Regions from separate parts of the Homo sapiens genome. Here region 1 is linked to region 2. Evidence: chromatin loops called from intact Hi-C (ENCODE). Cell type or tissue: PC-3. All regions are shown on one strand. Links, peaks and the distances in the headings refer to the core of each region. The heading gives the core; the rest is flanking DNA. Region 1 overlaps ADK (adenosine kinase). Region 2 overlaps ADK (adenosine kinase).

Evidence for each region. Peaks named below come from ENCODE experiments on the same cell type or tissue, not always from the same donor. Only the 100,000 strongest peaks of a DNase experiment are listed, where the experiment ranks them.
Region 1: it touches region 2 in a loop (2.5-fold over the local background); 2 of 110 quality-filtered maps call a loop at or near these places.

Annotation. Positions count from the first base shown.
Region 1 is chr10:74,498,886-74,509,692 of GRCh38, reverse strand. All of the region lies in intron 6 of ADK (adenosine kinase), which reads right to left. ADK-AS1 (ADK antisense RNA 1) reads left to right here. Exons shown (of 5, transcript NR_120673.1): 3 at 184-301; 4 at 1,278-1,321; 5 at 3,100-3,195. Among named protein-coding and RNA genes, the nearest start is that of ADK-AS1, 25 kb to the left of the region's middle. In PC-3, for the core only: no CTCF peak of the experiment used is centred there; a DNase peak (open chromatin) is centred at 6,272; H3K4me3 peaks cover 561 bases; H3K27ac peaks cover 2,213 bases.
Region 2 is chr10:74,426,940-74,437,746 of GRCh38, reverse strand. The region is part of intron 6 of ADK (adenosine kinase); the gene reads right to left. Among named protein-coding and RNA genes, the nearest start is that of ADK-AS1, 97 kb to the left of the region's middle. In PC-3, for the core only: no CTCF peak of the experiment used is centred there; DNase peaks (open chromatin) are centred at 4,126 and 4,726; H3K27ac peaks cover 1,543 bases.

The sequences.
Region 1 (10,807 bases), core at 1,832-9,831, 72 kb before region 2:
ACTAGATAAGAGTAAGTTATAGAATTCTATACCTCTGCAGGATGACTATTTAGTTAACAAAAATATATTAAATAGTTTAAATAGGTAGATGGAGGATATTAAATGTTCTTAACACAAAGAAATGATAAATGTTTGAGATGATGGATATGCTATTTATCCCTGTCTGATTACTATACATTACAGGTATCAAAACATCATTATGGGCCGGGCACGGTGGCTTACGCCTGTAATCCCAGCACTTTGGGAGGCTGAGGCAGGCATATGAAGAGGTCAAGAGATCGAGATCATCCCGGCCAACATGGTGAAACCCCATCTCTACTAAAAATACAAACATTAGCTAGGTATGGTGGTGCACACCTGTAGTCCCAGCTACTCAGGAAGCTGAGGCAGGAGAATCGCTTGAACCCAGGGGGTGGAGGTTGCAGTGAGGCGAGATCGCGCCACTGCACTCCAACCTGGCGACAGAGTGAGACTCCGTCTCAAAAAAAAAAAAAAATCATAATGTATTCCATGAATATGTACAATTATTATTTGTAAATTATTTTTAAAAAAGCAGTAAACTAAGCCAGGCCCAGCTGCATGCACCTGTAGTTCCAGCTATTTAGGAGGCTCAAGTGGGAGGATAGGGTGAGGCCAGGAGTTCAAGGCTATCTGCACAATGATCACACCTGTGAATAACTACTGCATTCTGGTCTTGGTAACATATTAATAGCAAGACCTTGTTTCTTATAAAATAAAAATGTGTGTTTCTTATAAAATAAAAATATAAAAGCAATAGAGTAGAAACATATATATCAAATCAGACAAGCTATAATTTACCCTTTTATATATTATGTATAATTTAAACACATATGCATGCATCTAAAATAACACAATACAGTCTTAAAGGACACATCCAAATGTAAGAGCCATATCAAACACATTAAGAGTACCCATGGTGGGAAGAGATCAGGAGTGATATGAAAAATAAAAAAAGAGAGAAACTATGCCTAAGTCAGATGAAGATAATTTGATAAGACCCAAGGAGAATTAACTCAATTCTCCTTAGTTTAAACCAACTAGTAAACTTATTTTAAAAATTTTTGCTAATCTGTCTACTTATTAACTATGTGACTCTGGACAACATTAACTTTACTAGGCTTTACTGTTCTCACCTGTAAAATGGGAATAATAATGTCTCTCAAGGGTTGTGAGAATTAAATAAATGCTTAATATAGTTCTTGGCCTATAGTATGCATTCCATACATATTTACATTGTATTGATATTATTCCTCTAGAAATAACAAGAAAGTTAGAAAGTCTTCTGCCTCCCATCAGAAAAGTGAGTTTTATGTTACAACTGTTAGTTACAGTGCTGAACAAAAGTATGCTCTTTAAAGATCAACAGTTTGGTGTTTCCTTTGAAATACATATACATAAAGCAAAATCCATCATTCCCTTTTAAAAAGCTATCCCTGCCTCCTTTCTCTCCTTGATTTAATCATCCTATATCTTGCTGACAGATTAATCACCCTAATCACTCTTCTTTTCCTAGTAAATTGAATCCAAATGCCTCACACCCCAGCATTCAAAGTGCTCCACGATAGTACTCCAACTTATAGTAAACCAGCTGTAATCTACATTACTTCATAACATATGTCCTTGCTTCAGTCATATAGAATAATTTGCTTCTCCCAAAATAAATCTTGAGTTTTTATGTTTTTCCTTCTATCTGAAATGTCCACTACCTCTACATGTTAGAATTTACCAACATGTCAATGCCCATTTAAAATCTAACAAATTCTTTCTTCATTCCCACTAACAGATGTACACATTCTTCTTTGAATGCCCATAATATGTGATATTATGAAATAAATGAGGGTAATTATTTTATTTTACTTAATGATATAAGCAACTTGTATTTGTCTTACCACTCTGACCTGACCATAACCTTAAAGGGAAGAGCACTTCTTACTTTTTTTGTTTGATACAGCAAAAAGCACAGAAAATTTTTAAATATGTGATTACATTTTTGTTAAGATGCTACACAAAATCCCATGTCACTAGAATGTGTTTTCAAATTTGTTTTTTTGTTTTTTTTTGAGAGGGGATTTCACTGTCACCAGGCTGGAGTGGAGTGGCACGATCTCGGCTCACTGCAACCTCTGCCTCCTGGGCTCAAGCGATTCTCCCACCTCACAGCCTCCACAGAAGCTGAGACTACAGGTGTGCACCACCACACCTGGTTAATTTTTGGATGTTTTGTAGAGATGGGGTTTTACCATGTTGCCCAGGCTGGTCTCAAACTCCTGGGCTCAAGCGATCTGTCCACCTCAGCCTCCCAAAATGCTGGGATTACAAGTGTGAGCCACTGTGCCCAGTCTAGAAAGCAATTTTGAAAAAAAGAGAAAAAAGAAAGACTGCTGCCTTTTCACATGCTTATGGAAGAATGCATTCATTTTAGAGTTGAACAACTCTCTCAAATTCAGAGAATCTGAAACTTTCCCAGTTTACAGTGTTTTTAGTGTTTTTGTTATTTTTTTCATTTTTTCATGGTATGCTAACAAATGCCTAACAGTCCTGTTTAATGTTAAGTCCAAACAATTTAATAAGTACTAGCTTCAGAATTTAATACTCAGTTAAGAAAAATACATATAAATTGAAAAAAGTTTTTAAAATCTCATTAAAAAATAACTACAATACAGTTGACCCTTGTACAACTTGGGTTTGAACTGCATGGATCCACTTGTGTGTAAAAATTTTTTCAAGAAGTATATCAGAAAATTTTTTGGAAATTTGTGATAGTTTGAAATACTCTACAGACAAACTGTGTAGCCTAGAAATATTGATAAAAATTGTTAAGTATGTCATGAACTCATAAAGTATATGTAGATACTATTTTATCACTATCATAAAACTATAAAAATGTATTATAAAAAGTTAAAATCTATCAAAACTTACACAGGCAAACACTTACAGACCATACACGGCAGCATTTGAGTCAAGAGAAATGTAAACAAATGTAAAAATTCAGTATTAAATCCTAACTGCATAAAATGAACTGCAGTAAATACTGTACTATTGTAACAACGTTGTAACTACCACCTGTTGCTTTTGCAGTGAGCTCAAGTGTTGTATCCATTGAAAATGACATCTGATGCTAATCATCTCTGAGTGAACCCTACATCTTACAGTAAATTGCATATTGCAATAAAAAGTGATCTCTCATGGTTCTTGAATTATTTTTCATCATGTTTAGTGCAATACTGTAAATCTTGAACATCACCATGGGACCCATATGAAATGTCACTAGTGATGCTGGAAGTGCTCCCAAGAAGCAGAGAAAAATCATTACAAAAAAAAGCTGACTTGCTTGATATGTACCGTAGATTGAGGTCTGCAGCTGTGGTTGCCCACCATTTCAAGATAGATGAATCCAGTGTAAGGACCATTGTGGTTGGGGGAGGACTTTGTGGAGCCATCACTGCAGCTACGACAGCAGGCATGAAAACCTTGAAGTTTCTGTAAAATATCTTTTTATCTTATATTTAAAATACAATGTGAGTACAGAATTGCTATAAGAAAGGCATACTCTAGTAAGACTTGAAGTCATTATATGACAACTTAAAGCAAAAGGAAGGTGAAGGATTTAAAGCTGGAGAATTTAATGTCAGCAAAGGATGGCTTGACATTTTTAGAAAGAGGTTTGGCTTCAAAAAATGGATAAGAGGAGAAGTAACTTCTGCTGACAAAGAAGTACCTTGTCAGTAAGGAACTGTCTTTTAAATTTCTTTAGATATTGAACAATGCCCCGGGTCACCCACACCAGGAGTTCAACAACAAAGGTGTCAAAGTGGTCTACTTGCCATCAAACACAATATCTCTAATTCAGATCTAGATTAGGGGGTCATAAGGACCTTTAAAGATCATTACACATGGTAATCTATAGAAAAGATTGTCAATGCTATGGAAGTAGACCTCAACTTAGAGAACACCAAGGATATCTGAAAGAATCAAATCATGGAAAACGCCATTGTTACAAAAGTAGCCATGAAAGCCATCAAGCCCAAAAAAATAAATTGATGCTAGAGAAAAACTGTGTCCAATGGTGTATATGACTTCATAGGATTTACAACAGAGTCAATCAAGGATATCATAAAAGAGACTGTGGATATGGCAAAAAAAAAAAAAAAAAAGTGGGGGGAAGTTGAAGAGTTTCAAGATACGGATCTTGGAGTAATTCAAGAGCTAACAGACACCATATCACAGGAATTAACAGAAGATGACTTGATGGAGATGAGTGCTTCCAAATCAGTGCCAGATGATGAGAAAGAAGATGTAGAATAAGTAGTGCCAGAAACAAATTCATATTAGACCATATAACAGAATGATTCCAGTTATTCAAAAGACTGCTTTTGACTTCTTTTACAACATGGACCCTTCTATGATATGGGCACTGAACCAAAAGCAAAAGGTGGAAGGATAGGTGCCATATAGAAACATTTTTAGAGTAACATTTTTAGGGAAATGAAAAATAAGACAGAAATTACAACGTATTTCTGTAAAGTTACACTGAGTATGCCTACCTCTTCTGCCATCCTTTCCACCTCCTTCATCATTTCCACCCCTGCTACCCCTGAGACAGGAAGACCAGCTCTTCCCCACCCTCCTCTTCAGCCTGCTCAGTGTGAAGACTACTAGGATGAAGATGTTTATGATGATCCACCTCCACTTAATGAACAATAAATGTATTAGTCCGTTTTCACACTCCTATAAAGAACTGCCCAAGACTGACTAATTTATAAAGAAAAGAGGTTTAATTGACTCACAGTTCTGCATGGCTGGGGAGGCCTCAGGAAACACAATCATGGCAGAAGGGGAAGCAGGCATGTCATACATGGCAGCAGGCGAGAGAGGGCACATGAGAGAGGAACTGTCAAACACTTATAAAACTAACAGGTTCCACGAGAACTCACTATCACAAGAACAGCATGGGGGAAATGGCCCCCATGATCTAATGACCTCCTAACAGGTCCCTCCCTTAACATGTGGAGATTATGGGGATTAAAATTCGAGATGAGATTTGAGTGGGGAAGCAGAGCCAAACCATATCAATGAATATATTTTCCTTATGATTTTCTTTTCTCTAGCTTACTGTGTTACAAAAATACACTGTATAATACATATAATATACAAAATACATGTTCATCAATGATTAATGTTACAGGTAAGGCTTCTGGTCAACAGTAGGCTCTTAGTAAAGTTTCTGGGGAGTCAAAAGTTATACATGGATTTTCAACTACCCGGGGGAGGGGAGTGCCTCTAACCCCCGGCACTGTTCAAGGGTTAACTGTATTTACTAAATGAATATGTATGCTTATGGAATACTGCACACTCTTCAAGCCTTGTATTCCAAGTGGATACTGCTACCTTCATTTCCCATTCTGCATTGATTTTTCAGGAGGTACATATTAAAAAAAAAACAACAACAGTAATTATTTTTTAAAAAGACATCATCCAAAAGGAATGTAGCAAAATTTAATTTTGAAACCGATATAAAATATCCTGTAGCACTCTTGTGAGTCTGCTGCAGTACCCTGGGGTGTCAGTGCACAGTTTCGGAACTGTGGCTCTACTTGAATTAAACACCTTGAGATAAGTCTTTTTATTTGAGAGAGCTAAAGCCCTTCTTGAGCATGGTTCAGAGTACTTGGAAAATGGAAGTACTTTATTCTGTATGAGGTAGCGTAAGTAAATCTGTGTATCAGGGTGGGATTCTGGAGAGCAAAGTAAGAGGATTTTATAAAGAGATGGACCCTGACAAGATGATGGCAGCTGGGTGCCCTGGAGATAAAATATGGCGAGTAAAAAATTGCCTGTGCCTGGGATGAGTGAACAACTTCAGTAATGCTGATAACTAGTAATCAGTTTTGTTTCTTATCCTATGTAGTGTTATAATCCTTCTCCATCAACTTAAACCTTCCACAAAAATTAGCTCTTTACTTCCCTAATATGTGTATAAATAATAATTTTTCTGCCCAATGAAGTTTTAATCTTTAAACTATTATCTCTTTGTCTCAAAATGCAGTGTCTAAGGTCCTATCAATTTTAATTATACAGCAACTCCTGGAACTATGTCATCCTTCCTATTAATATAACTTTAGTTGATAACTCTCATTACTTTGTAAACCCTACTGCAACACTTTCCTGCTCTGGCAAAGCTCCTTTGTTCAAAAAACCTTAAATGACTCATTTCCTAAACAATAGTAGCTCAAGTTCCTGAAGTGGCATTAAAAATCCTCTAAATCTGACAGTAATCTATCTTTCCTATATAATCTCTGATGACTCACATCCACAAAACTCTTACTTTGACCATATGGAGTTTCTAGCTAGCCTAAGTATAAATCCTGTACCTTTCTATATCCTTTCCTTTGCTGGTGATATTTATTCACTCTGTAGAATCTGCTCTTCCTTTTCTACTTGGTCAACTAAAGCAAGGACTGGCAAGTGTTTTCTGTAAAATGCCCCAATAAATATTTTAGGTTTGCAGGCCACATGGTATCTGTTGCAACCACTCAACTCTGCTATTGTAGCGTATGGCTCATAGGCCATACTTTGTTGACCTCTGAACTAAAAGGAAAGAAGAAAATACATACTAAGTAGAAATGAAAACAACAACCCAGATAAAAATAACATTGGAGATAAATATTAATAGAAAATCCATTTAGTGTGGTAATGAGAGTGTAGCTTCCTCTTAGTAACGAACTACATAAAGAAATTGAAAACTAAGGCAGATTTAGAGAGAAAGAAACGATATAATTACATTTCCTAAAGTTTTCCCTTAAAATGAGGACATCTGACTATTTTCTGAGGCTAGCACTAAATCAATACAAGTCCTTTACATTTGAGTATAACACCCAATTTCCAGGGGGTAATACATTATCTTGCTTTAATTGCTGCTGCTTTCTATCTCTAACTCCCAACCTGACTCAAATGTTTCTCCCTAGATGCCTCTGAGAATAGTTTCGTTGAAAACAGATCTTCTAGCTTCATCACAAGACAAGGTCATTTATATAATTTTTTTACAATGTGAGTGCTTTCGTCTATTGAAAGAAACAAAAAATTATCAAGTGGTAGAATGTGCTAATAATTATGCAAAAATTATTTTGAAATTTTTTTTAATTTAAAAAAGTGAATTGCAATCATAGAAGGTTGCAGTTCATAAGCCAGGCCAATGTAGACTACATTTAAAATATAGGTGCCTTCTGTGATTGTGAAAGTGCTGCAGGGAATAAACCTCTTCTAATTTAAACTATGGCTTGCTTTTTGGCAAATTACTGCAATAAACACTCTCTATGTCTACATTTCTTATATGTGGCACAAAGGAAGCTATGCTTCTTTTTGTATTTACTTTTATGTTAGTTTACTTTTAAACTAACACTTGTAGTATGTTCCCAGAAAAAAATTTAAAAAAAATAGCAATTGATAATAAAGCAGCATGCAGTAGTTTAAAAAGAAATCACTGGGCTAAAAATCCAGATACTCAAATTCTGGCCTGGGTTTGGACTAGCTACTAGGCAATCTTAGTGATATATAGTATTTAATCTTGATGAGTTTTAGTTTTTTCATTTGTGAAAAACAGGAGATTGGGTTGGATGACCTTGAGAAACACCTTCATTTCAAAAATTCTAGAATTCAGTTAAGTCTTAAATCAACTGATTTCTTTAAAAAATTGAGGTAAAATTCACATAAAATTATATTCACAGTGTTGTGCAACCATGACCTCTATCTACTTCTCAACATTTTTAGCACCCCAAGAAGAAACCCTATCTTCCCATTAAAAAGTTATTCCCCATTCCTCACTCCCCACAAGTCCCTGGCAACTACCAATCTGCTTTTGTTTCTGTGGATTTACCTATTATGGATACTTCATATAAATGGAATCATACAATATGTGATCCTTTATGTCTGGCTTCGTCCATTTTCTTGATATTGAGGTTCACTCACATTCTATCATGCATCAGTACTTTATTCTTTTTTATGAACGAATGATATTCCATTGTATGGATCTATCACAATGTATCTTCCTGCTTGTGGACATTTGGGTTGTTTCCATAACAATTTTTTTGCATAATATTTTCAGAAGCCATAAATAACATAAAAACATGTACACATCAAAGGTGCACTTTTAAAAAAGATTTAAAGGGATATTCTGAATAGGGAGTCCCTTTTATCCAGAAATTGACAAATCTTGGTGAGCCAGAAATGAAACTAATTGTAACTTCTGATTCATGAAACTAATAATTGAGGTTTTAGTGGAAATTTTATAAACACGAAATTTTATATATGATGAAGAAGTTTAAGAAATACATGGATCAGGCTCTGAAAGAGAAGCAGAGAATACAAGTGATCTTGAAGTACCTAATTGAAGATGATTCTTCTTTTTGGCCATATTTTATCATAAAGTGATTTTAACTGTTTTAACTTAACAGAACACAAAACAGTGATTTTTCTCCAGTTACTACCAGACACAGTTGTTTTAAATCTGAGTTAAAAATGGCAAAAATGCAATGATTTTTTTCTGTGTAATTGTTTTGGCTCTCTGAAGTTTGCATTGTTTATTTCTATGAAAGTATCACTTTATAAGTGGAAAATGACTAAGCTGAAAGCTATTGTTTATATCCTTCAGAGTGGTCAGTGTTTCTGTTTTTGATAAAAGCTAAATGTGAAATCATTTTCTGTAACATAGGAAAGAGCCAAACTGTCAGTAAATGCACTTATATTGACCCTGACATTTTCTTCTTAGGTGCTGCCAACATGTCAAAAGGAAAGGATTGCTTTCAGACATCAATAATTTCTTTATTGCTGAAGCAAATCCTGATTGCTGCAGGATTAATATCTATCCATTTGCACCAGTAGCACAAGAAGTCAAAAAGGGATAGATAGCCCTTGACACTAGATAGCAAACATTTCAAACCAGTTTCTCACTTGCTCCATGACATCGGAATATGTCACTTAAATGTTATTTTTCAAAAACCATATATTACTCAGACATTGTTTTCTGAGCTTTATGAAGTTATATGATTTGATGTAATTTTTAAAATAAGAAAAGTGACTAAAATACATTTTTAATACTCACATAGGATAGTAGTTCTCAAAGTATAATTTCTGAATCACTCGGAAAGTTGCTCAAAATGCAATATCTTGGTCATACCCCAGACTTACTGAATCAGAAACCTGTGTGGGTAGGACACAGCAACCTGTGTTTTCCCAAGCCCTCCAGGTGGTTTTGCAAACCACTGACTAAAAAAACACTGAAATATCCATTTATTATCCTTATGATTTTTATCCATCCAGGAAAATTCAGAATCTTCACGAAGATGGCAAAAAGGAGGCCTACTACAAAATGTAAAACTTGACTGGAGTGGGGGAAAAAGTAGAGTAGTCAAGGCTGTAATACAGAACACTGTATTGCAGAAACACTAGAGGTAGTGTTTCTTTGTTCCAAGAGGCAGTTCTAATATGATCTGGATAAAAAATGAGGCTTAGTTTCCCGGCCACTATGGCACTGGCCTGACACAACAGTTCTGCTACTACTTGGCTTCTATTTCGGGCTTCCAAATTATTTCCCATGAAAACAGAGTTCTGCAGCTACAAATATTTGATCTATTAATCCTCTCATTTTGCAGATGAAATTAACAGTGCAGAAAGGTTGTTTAACTCACCCAAGCTCATACAACTAATGATTTGAGGAGGCAACAGCATTCATCTATTGACTTATCTACCTGCTCACTCTTTCATACACATCCCTGCCATTGTTCCATAATTAGTGAGACAACCTAAAAAAAATGATCAGAGAAAACAGAACAGTATAAGATTGGGGAGAAAAAGAAATACATGGCAGAGGCGTCTTGAATTAGCTCTGAATTTGTTTCCAATTTCTTGACAGTGAAAGCAAAAAGTAAGACATGCCTAGTTATCTACTTTTCATGCTTGAAGAGATAAAAATGTCACTTTTTTTTTTTTGAGATGGAGTCTCGCTCTGTCGCCCAGGCTGGAGTGCAGTGGCGCGATCTCTGCTCACTGCAAGCTCCGCCTCCCGGGTTCACGCCATTCTCCTGCCTCAGCCTCCTGAGCAGCTGGGACTACAGGCGCCCGCCACCACGCCTGGCTAATTTTTTGTATTTTTAGTAGAGATGGGGTTTCACCGCTTCAGCCAGGATGGTCTCGATCTCCTGACCTCGTGATCCACCCGCCTCGGCCTCCCAAAGTGCTGGGATTACAGGCGTGAGCCATTGTGCCCGGCCAAAAATGTCACTTTCTTATAAGAAACACGTGATTCTAAAATAAACTTTTCATAGGGTCTTTAATATGTTAAACATTAATACAGAAGACTATGTTGTCCTCAACAACTTCTCAACAGCAAGCTCAGTCTGTTTATTGTGGTATTCCTCAATGAAAGATTAAGGCTTCAATATAAAAAACAACTCAGAATTTAGCCAGGTGTGATGGCACACGCCTGTAGTCCCAACTACTAGGGAGGCTGAGGTAGGAGGATTGCTTGAGCCCCAGAGTTTGAGGTTGCAGTGAGCTATGATCATACCACTGCAATCCAGCCTGGGTGACAGAGTGGGACCCTGTCTCAAAAAACACAAAGCAACAAATCAATACATGTCAGGGTAAAGAGTTTTTCTGTAAACTGTTTTCAAGTAAACAGTTTTTCTGATAGTCCAAGCATAAAATGTAGAGTTTTTTGTCCTTGTGATAGTTTACTGAGAATGATGGTTTCCAGCTTCATCCATGTCCCTACAAAGGACATGAACACATC
Region 2 (10,807 bases), core at 1,417-9,416:
ATCAAAATGTTTTATGCTGGTTTGCATTTTTAAAAGGCCACTCCAGCTATTCTGTGGAGAATGGTTTGAAAGGGTTAAAAAGTAGAAGGAGATCAGTCAGGAGACTATAGCAGTAGGGCAGGAGAAAAATACTAATGGTCTGTAATAGAATGGTAATTGCTGATAAAAGAAGAGTAAATGGGTTCCAGATATAAAGATAGGGACTTATTGAAGGAAAAGAAAAAATCAAGGATGACTCCTAGGGTTTGGCTAGGGCACATGAGTCAAACCCTGCAGTGGTACCATATACAGAGATGTATTAAACATAAGAGAAACAGGATTGACACTGTATATTAAGAAGTCTATTTGCATATAATAATCTAAATAACCAGTTGGTCATTAAGTTTGGAGATCAGAAAAGAGGTATGTGCTAAAAATATACATTTGGAAATAGTTTTTTGGATGGTACTTTTGGCCATGAATCTAACTAAGAAACCTATGACAATAAATACATAAATACCAAAAATATATAAACAAATTAGAGAACTTCAGATTTTTGTCAAACTTTTATTGGTCCAAATTTCTTAGAATTGTTTATGATTAAACATTGTTTTTCACTTATAATATTGCTTCTATCTTTTCTTTTTTCACTTGCTTAGTGTTATGACCACTTTGATTATTTTGTTAATTTTATTTAAAAAGGCTTTAGATTTAATTCTATTTTCTTGTTTTCTATTTCATTACTTTCTGTTTTTGCATTTATCACTACCTGTCCTCCTTTATTTTTCTTAGTGGATTCCTTAAGATTTTCTATATGCAAAATGTCATCTACAAATAAGAGTAGTTTCACTTCTTTCCAACCTTAATGACATTTCTTTCTATTTATTGCTTATTTGCTGTGGCTACTAAAATTTTCAGTAGAAATTTGATTACCCCTAGATTCTGAGATTGTCTCCTATGTTTTTCATAAAAGTTTCATCGTTTTACATTTAAGGCTGTGATCCATTTACTCGATTTTTGTATCAGGTCAAGGTTCACTTTTTGGTCTTTTGGCCACTTTTCACTTTTGACGTCATGTTGCCACAGCAACATTTTGAAAAGGCTATCTTTTCACCAATTAGTTGGCTTTATACCTTTGTCAAAAATCAGTTAAGCATATTATAGGGGCATTTTAATAATTTTTAACTAGAATTTTTTGTTATTTTCTCATCAGTTGCCCTAAGGGTTACAATATACATCTTAATTTATGATAATCTACTGAAGAGTCATGGAAACTTTTTTTTTTTTTTGGAGACAGTAAATGAAGACTAAGAGGATGAAGACCTTTATGATGATTCAATTCCACTTAATGAATAGTAAATATATTTTCTATTCCTTATGATTTCCAGGCTGGAGCGTAGTGGCATGATCTTGGCTCACTGCAACCTCCGCCTCCCAGGTTCAAGCGATTCTCCTGCCTCAGCCTCCCAAGTAGCTAGGACTACAAGCATTTAAAGAGTTTATTATATTAATCTTCTTATTTACCATTCTGGTTTTCTTCATTTCATCTTGTGAATTTAGTTTACCATCTGGTGTCCTTTTCTTACTCACTCCAATAGAGCTTTGTTGCCATGCACCTCCTTTCTGCTGTTATCATCATATACATTACATTCTAATAAGTCATAGGGCCTAAATACAATTATACACAAATTGCTGTATGCATTTGCTTTTAAATGAGTTGAGAGAATAGTGAAGAAATATGTCATTATACTGTCTTTTGTAATTACTTACATAATTACCTTTATTGATGCTCTTTGTTTTTTGTGTATAGATTTAAATTGCTATCTGTTGTCATTTAATTTCAGCTTAAAGAATTTTCTTTAGTATTTCTTGGTAAGGCAGATGTTCCAGCAATGAACACTCTTAGACTTGCTTATCTAGGAAAATATTTCATTTTATTTTTGACATATTTTTGCTGGACATAAGGTTATTTGCTGATGATTTTTTTCTTTCAGCACTTTAAATATGTTATCTCATTACCTTCTGGCTTCATTGGTACCGGTGAGAAGTAAGCTGTTAATTTTGTGTTCCCCTGTTGTGATTTGCTGAGTTTAAGATTTTCCTTTTGTCCTTGTCAAATAGTCAAGATTTTGCTATTATGAGGCCAGGTGTGCATCTCTTTGCATTTATTGTACTTGGTGTTCAAAGAGCTTCCTAGATGTATAAACAAATGTTTTTCAATAAATTTGGGCGGTTTTTTGCCATTTTTTCTTCAAGTATTTTTTTCTGCCTTTATTTTCAGACATAATAGTAGTTATAGCATAGAACTGGGCATGAAAATATCTCCCCATTTACTAACCACATGACTGTGGATAACACACAACATTTTTTGTGTCTCAATTTTCTTAAATGTAAAGGCGGATGAATTATACCAACCATATGTCACCTAATTCATTGGATTACTGTGAGGCTCAAGTTACATAATATCTAATTTAAAAACTAAACATTAAATAAATGTAAATGTATTTTTCCAAGGATAAAGTCTTCATCTATAAACCTTTGATCTCAATTCCATCTAGCAGTTATCACTCTTCCACACTGCATTATCAGTCTTCTGTTCTATCATATCTTCCTTAGACAATATACAAACTCAAATCTCTTATATCTTTAAGCAAACCTTCCCTCTCACCCAACAGTCTTCACTCGATGTAATGTGCCTACTACTACCATCTTTCTGGTGGCATAGTGATTCTTAAACTCTCTGAGGTGAAGGCCAAGTTATTTTTTATCCTCTAGTCCAACATAGACCCATATATAGTGCTACTGTGCATAACTAGTTTACAGATTATATATAAACAACTCACCACAGGTGCTCTCCAACATTCAAAGTCATCCATTCCCTGTTCAATGAGAAATCTGATGATCGTGCACCAGGATGTTGGCAGTGTTAAACAAAATGTATAGGATCCCATTAGTTTGGACTAAGCTCCTGCACTAGGCCCACCAGACCAAACCAAAATGGAGTCACTCAAGCTGAAGTTCCACATCACTAAGCTAAAACATAGTTGTTTATCTTACTTTCCAAGAAATCAGGAGAAACAGATAATAGCCAGATCCCCAAACAGACCAGTTTTAGCTGGTATAAGGAAGTCCCCTCTGCTTTAACCTTTATAAGAAAAGTAATTTTGGAAATACCAATCCACATTTTGTTTTCTGTTTTTGCTTTCCTCAGCCCTTTTCTGTCTATAAAGTCAACTTCCTCTGCTCAGCTTACTGGAATATTCATTCTATTTAATAGAATGAGGTTGTTGTCCGATTTTAGAATTGCAAATAAAAACCAATTAACATCTTTAAATTTGTTGTAATTTTGTATTTGCTGGAAGGGGGTGTAAACTTGTTAAACAGTTTCCAAATAGTCTCAAATTTTATATTTCATTCATTACAGACTAAGATCAAATAGTTCTCAGACTACACTTTTCTCTAATAATTTTTTTTCTATCACCAGTGGTGTAATCAAAATCCATCAGTCATTTTAGACAGCGATGACCTCCTATCTTTCATAACCATCCTTTTCTGTCTCTTCTGTTGATACTAATTTCTTTCTTCACTATTTAGGAAGAATTCCTTAAGATGTTATTTTTGGCATTCTTCCTGTATTCCAAACTCATTATATATATAGAAAATCATTTCTCCCTCTGGATTTACTAAATGAGCCATGATTCTCTCAAGTCATGTAAAAGGGTAACCTCTACCTCATTTTACTTCACCACACACAAATATTCATTTCCAAGGGCTTTTGCATCCTTTCCTACTTTCTTACTTATATCAGCCTCAACCTAGACTAATATAACACCTTTCTAATTAATGTATCTGTAACTAATCTTCCTCACCTCCAATTTAAAGACACATGGTCAAATTAATGTATCCAGCATAGTTTTGATCATAGTAATTCCCTGTGTACTCAAAGTATTTCGTTTTAGCAATCCATACCAGTTTCAGATTTTAACACTGTTACTCTCATATGAATCAACTTTGACAAGTCAACAATTCCTTTAATATAGCTGGCAACTGTAAACATTGGTAAATAGTTACTGAATGACTGACTTAAATGATTATTGGATTCAAATAATTTTGAAAATAAAAAAATCACTCTATACTGTTTATATTATGACTATATACCTTTATATTACTATCCTTACTTTACAAAACTAATCCCATAACCAATGCTATTTTCACATGTCTAATAATACTGCTGCTAGTTTTACTGTTGGATGAACTACATTCTAGCCTCCTGCTGCTACTGAGAAATGCATTAAAGTAGGTCACGTGGTTTTCTTCATGTCAACAAATGATGGCTCAATTAGGCAGATAAGTATCTACAGCCCTCAGCAGAATCTTCAGTCCATTCTTAGCAGTTTAGAAAAGCACTTTGGTTAGCATTAGAGCCAAGGAAAGGAACACTTGTAATTCTTTAAGCATTCAATTAAATTTTTTAAATTCAAGACTGGCTATTGAATGTTTCCAAACAAACAGTGTGGAAGTAGACATTCATCATGAATGAGCACTCTAAAATCTGGTGTGTATGTAAATTTCTTAATGAATGAGATTATGACATTTCTGATACACTGTTTGCAGTATAAACACTTATGGATGATCCATTTTGGTAATTTTGTCATCAACAGATGATTCTATGTTGGTTTGCTAATTAATGGGCAGTGTGTGCATGCATAGAGCCAAAGGCATTTCCAACTAAAAGATACATAGAGCTACTGCTGAGTCACTTAGTAAAGTAAAGCCTTCCAGTTCATGAAAGGAAATCTCAGGAATGCAAAGTAAAAAAGAAAAATCATGAAGCAAAAAGGTTCCAGAATAGACAAATACCTAAATATTTAGACATCAGTTTATCTACTCTTTTCTAAAAATTCAATCTACTGAATTAGATTTTTCCCACCCTAAGAAATTAGAAGGAATTTAAAAAGGAAGTTGAAGATGACACACCACCAGCTCCAGGGCTAGTAAAATTATTAAAATGTATATATAAGTACTCAAAATATATAACAATTTGAGTAACTTAAAATAAAAGCAAATACATGTATACACTTGAAGAGACTCATAGAATAGTCCTATAAGTAACAGACGTTATAGATGATGATCCCGTGTCATGAAGAAAATTGAATTGTATGCATGGAACTGATGAAGAAAGAAAGAACTACATCAATATTTGGAAGAGGAAAATTTAAAGAAGGGTTCACTTCAGCAATAAATGATTATAGATAAATGATACATTCCTAAACTAAGTTTCAATAATACTAAGAGCAGTGCTAAATTTATCTAAATGAAAAAAATACTATCACCATTTATTTCTATTGCCAATACAAGGATGATCAATGTGAGATATCCCTCAATAGCATGGAAATAACAGATATTAATACTGCCTTTTAGCCAACCATCAAACCACTAAGTAGGATCAGATATGGAATATGGCCTGTCTGAATATATTAACAAATCTACAAAAGGATTATGTTGGGGGTTAGGGTAGTGTTGGTGCATTATGAAAGAGAAACAAAAGCAAATGTTTGTGCTACTTTTATTTTAAATAAAAATAAAAATTCTGTTGCTCAGGCTGGAGTGCAGTGGTGCAACCATGGATCACTGCAGGCTTGACCTCCTGGGCTCAAGGGATCCTCCCACCTCAGCGTCTCGAGTAGCTGGGACCTCAGGCACAAGCCACCATGTCTAAATATTATTATTATTATTTTGGTAGAGACAGGGACTTGTTATGTTGACCAGGCTCGTCTTAAATTCTTGGCCTCAGGGATCCTCCCGCCTTGGCCTCCTAAAGTGCTGGAATTATAAGCATGAGCCACTGCATCTGCCAACACTACTTATTAAAGAAGAGCTCAGAAAGCCTTTTGTCTATGGAATTTAATTTTTTCAGGTCCCTACTAAAGAGATAAATGTATCTTATTGATTGACTGAGATAGAGTCTTGCTCTGTTGTCCAGGCTGGAGTGAAATGTATCTTACTGATTGATTGATTGATTGATTGGAGACAGAGTCTTGCTCTGTTGCCCAGGCTGGAGCACAGTGGCACAATCTAGGCTCACTGCAACCTCCGCCTCCCAGGTTCAAGCAATTATCGTGCCTCAGCCTCCCGAGCAACTGAGATTACAGGTGCCAGCTACCACACCTGGCTAATTTTCGTAGTTTTAGTGGAGATAAGATTTCACCATGTTGGGCATGCTGGTCTCAAACTCCTGACCTCAAGTGATCTGCCCACCTCGGCCTCCCAAAGTGTTGGGATTACAGGCATGAGCCACCATGCCCGGCCTCAGATGCATTTAAAGACTGATTTATTCAAGTCCCCTTATCCTGATTCTGCAGTCGCCATTACATTCCAATGCAAGTTTGCCTAAAGAAACAGATATGCGGATTAAGCAGACACAAACATTTGGGCCGATGTGATAACTACATTTCCTACTATAAATAAATAAGGCAATCTATTGGTTTCTGTAATCATTCTCTTGGAACCTGGTAAATGGAATCATTCTTGCCTCCTTTCCTTTTCTCATATCCAACTGTCAGCCCATCAGAAAAATTTTTGTGAGCTCTTCTTCAAAACATATCTAGAATCTGAACCATCTTTAACACTTCCACCATAAGTCTAAGCTACCATCATCTCTCACATGGGCAGCCTCTTTTTTTTTTTTTTTTTTTTTTTTTGAGACGGAGTCTCGCTCTGTCGCCCAGGCTGGAGTGCAGTGGCGGGATCTCGGCTCACTGCAAGCTCCGATGGGCAGCCTCTTAATAGTTCCCCATGCTTCAACACTTGCCCAACCACCATCTATTTTCTATATAGCAGCCACATCTTATAGACCTGGCTCATAGCTGCCTTGTAGAACTCATCTCCTTCCAGCCGCCTTGCTCTGTCTCAAACACTCTAGGCATATTTCCTTCTCAAGGCCTCTGTGCTTGTTCCCTCTGCTTGAAATGTGCTTTCCCCAAACAGCTGTATGGCTTTTTTCTTCACTTCCTTCAGGCCTCTTCTGAATGTCAACTTAACCATCAAGTCATTCTCTACTATTTATTCCCTACTATATATTGAGAGGTGGTAGAATGTAAGAATTAAAAGCTTAGAGGCAGTCTAAAGTAATGAAAATTGATGTTCCTTTTAAAAAATAATTTTTTATTTTTATAAAATGAGATGGGGTCTTGCTACGTTGACCAGGCTGGTCATGAACTTCTGGCCTCAAGCAATTCTCTCATCTCGGCCTCCTAAAATGCTGGGATTACAGGTGTGAGCCATTACGCCCAGCCAAAAATTGGTGTTCATACAAAAACTTATGTGCAAATATTCACAGCAGCTTTATCTGTAATAGCTCCAAACTGGAAACAACCAAGATGTCTTTCAATAGGTGAACAGAGGGAAGTGGGTGGGCAACATGAAGGATCATTGTGGTGACAGATATATTTGGAGCCTTGACTATATCAGTGTCAATATGATGGTTATGATATGGTTCTATAGTTTTGTAAGAAGTTACCTCGAGAAACTGAGTAAAAAGTACATGAGATCTCTCTGTATTATATTACAACTGCATGTGAATCTACAAATTATGTCAAAATAAAAAAAATTAATTAAAAAAAGCTTGGACACAAGCCAGTCTGATGGATTCAAAATCCTGGGTCTGCTACTTTTAGCTGTGAAACCTGGAGAAAGTTAACACCTCCGTGCCTCTGTTTCTTCATCAATAAAATAGAGGTAATAATAGTACCAATCTAATAAGGTTGTTTGAGGTAAAGGAATTACTATATGTAAAGATCTTAGAATGGTATGTGGCCCAGAGTAAGTATCATATGAGTATTAGCTACTATTGTTAATAATTTTAGAGAATAATGTCTACTATATTGTCTATTTTAACATATGCTCCCGATTCACAGTATAACACTATCTGGTACATAATAGGCACTGGATAAATATTTGTTGAATGAAAACATGAAAGCTCCTGATAGATGAATTTGCTTTTAGTGTACTGACAGAATCACTCTTCTGGATATCCAAGTTTGAGAGTATCACTAGTCAAACATTTTTTCCTTTTATATTTGTATAACTGATTATGGTATACCATAAACATTTTCTATGTTAGACAGTTCCTGCTCCTCTTCTGGTCATGAAAACTTTCTTAGCTCAAAGTCTATTAATATTATACCTAACTTGATTGAAAGAACTGATAGATATTTTTTAAATCTCTTTCTTCCCTACTCCCACAACAGATATGAATTATGGTAATAAGACCACTTGACTAAAGAATATGCAAGTGTCTGCAAATAATTCTAACCATCTTTTTCATGCATATAAAAATTGCTCAGAATTAATTCTTAAAATTGGGATAGTTTGTTGCAAGTTATGACTTCACTGTATTAAACTACTATCATGTGTTGAATCTCAAATTGATCCTAGGTAACATAATTTAATGTTGTAAGAGACATAAAGTCAATGCAATAATGCATTTCATAATTAGCACAAAATCAGTTCCCTGACTGAATAGTTTGAATAATATTCAACTAAGAAGATTTGCCAAGTGTCTTTTATGACTCTCCACTATTAGTCTACTTTAAGATGTTTTTCCCTGCAAGTTCTCTGTAACTTTAGGACAATTTATCTAAACTTTTCCATTGGCAATCATTTCAATGTACAAAAAGTTCCAAAAATAAAAACACAGAAAATACCTTTATCCATTTTCATCTGTTGTCACATTTTTACCTCATTTTCTTTATCATCTATGTTCAGTTGTATTCTTTCTTTTTCTGTATGTATGCATAATATTCTCTTGTGATTGAGTTGAGATGCATTCTGGGCCAGAAACTGCATAGATGATGTTGTGTACTTCTCAGGGACAGATAAACACATAAGGAGGCAAACAATGTTCATTTGACTCTCACTGGAGGTGATACTTGTGATCACCCTGTCAATGTGTTGTCTGATTTCTCCACTGCATTGTTGCTGTTTTTCTCTTCTCCCATACAACATTTCAAGACCATGTAAATATTCTGTTCTTCATCAACATGTCTGTCCTCTTAGATGTTACAACCATTGATGATTTTTGCCTGATCTAATCTTTAACATGATGACTGCAAAATGAGGTTTCCTTGTTTTGTTTTTTCCCAACTCTAGCACAACCTCCACATTTGCTGGTCAACTTTCAGCATGCCACTGTAAGTAAAATATCTTCATTTTCTATCCATCCACCCATTAGTGATTGGAATGGTCTTATAAAGTTCTTTATTTCCAACAGCTTATAATTCATTACTGTATTTAATTATTTGATGCTCAAATTGCCCTAGATTTGACCAGTGGGGAACTCTTCAAGCTAGATTCTGTATACTTAACAAACAACTTATCTTACTTTTTAGCATTTCCTTACTTTTTGGCATTACAACATGTTCTAGGTTCATCTTGTACCTACCCTGCCCCAGACTGAAGCCAGTCATTTGAGTGAAGAGCTTTAGTTTTAGTAGGCATTAGGGACTGAACTGTGCTCCTCAAAAAGTCATAATCAGGTACTAACCCTGTGAATGTGAGCTTATTTAGAAACGGGGTCTTTGGAAGTTAAGATAAAGTCACAGTGAATTAGAGTCGGCCCTAATGAGTGGATTACTCTGATAAAAAGAGTAAAATTTGGACAGGTAAACATAGGGTGAATGTCATATGACAATGAAGGCAGGAATTGAAGTTATAATGTCACAAACCATCAAGCTCCAAGGATTATGCACAACCACCAGAAGCTAGGAGAGAGGTATGGATAGGTTCTCCCTCTGCCTCCCCAAGAAGGAACCAACCCCACAAACACCTTCGGTTTGGAGCTCTGGCCGCCTGAACTATGAAAGAATAAATTTCTGTTAAGTTTACGGTAATTTATTACAGCAGCCTTAGGAAACTAACAGTGGGAAATAACGCTAGGTGTGTCACTACTATTGTGACTTCGCTCCTTTGCTCTTTCAGCAATAGAGCTAAGAAATATATGAATGTCTCTTCACACACACACACACACACACACACACACATACATATACATATACAAAAATACATGCACACACATCAACAGATACATACACACACAGAAATGTCCATATGTACACAGACACCTCCAATCCAATTCCTCTACACAGAATTCTTACCTGTCTTCCTCCTGTCTATATGTTTGTCCCTTCTTCCATAGTGAGAAACCAGGCTCACTCATTTGCTCAAAATAGTCTCTGATTTAGTTTGCCCATACCATTAAAATAAACCTATAGGCCGGGCACGGTGGCTCACACCTGTAATCCCAGCACTTTGGGAAGCCAAGGCAGGTGGATCACAAGGTCAAGAGATCGAGACCATCCTGGCTAACACGGTGAAACCCCGTCTCTACTAAAAATACAAAAAATTAGCCAGGCGTGGTGGTGGGCACCTATAGTCCCAGCTACTCGGGAAGCTGAGGCAGGAGAATGGCGTGAACCCAGGAGGTCGAGCTTGCAGTGAGCGGAGATCACGCCACTGCACTCCAACCTGGGCGACAGAGCCAGACTCCACCTCAAAAAAATAAAATAAAATAAAATAAACCTACAAAAGTGAGTTCAGGATTTGTTTGCAATTCTTCATTTCTCTCCCACCCACCCCAAGCTAAGGACATATAGTTGAATCTGGTGTTCATAAATCTGTCCTCCCTTCTTCCTTCATTTCTTTCTTCTTTATCCCCTTTCGGTATGGATATAGTATTCATTTTACTTTAAAATTAACTTTATCAATGAGAACACATGGACACACGGAAGGGAACATAACACACAGGGGCCTGTTGAGGCTTGGGGGGTTA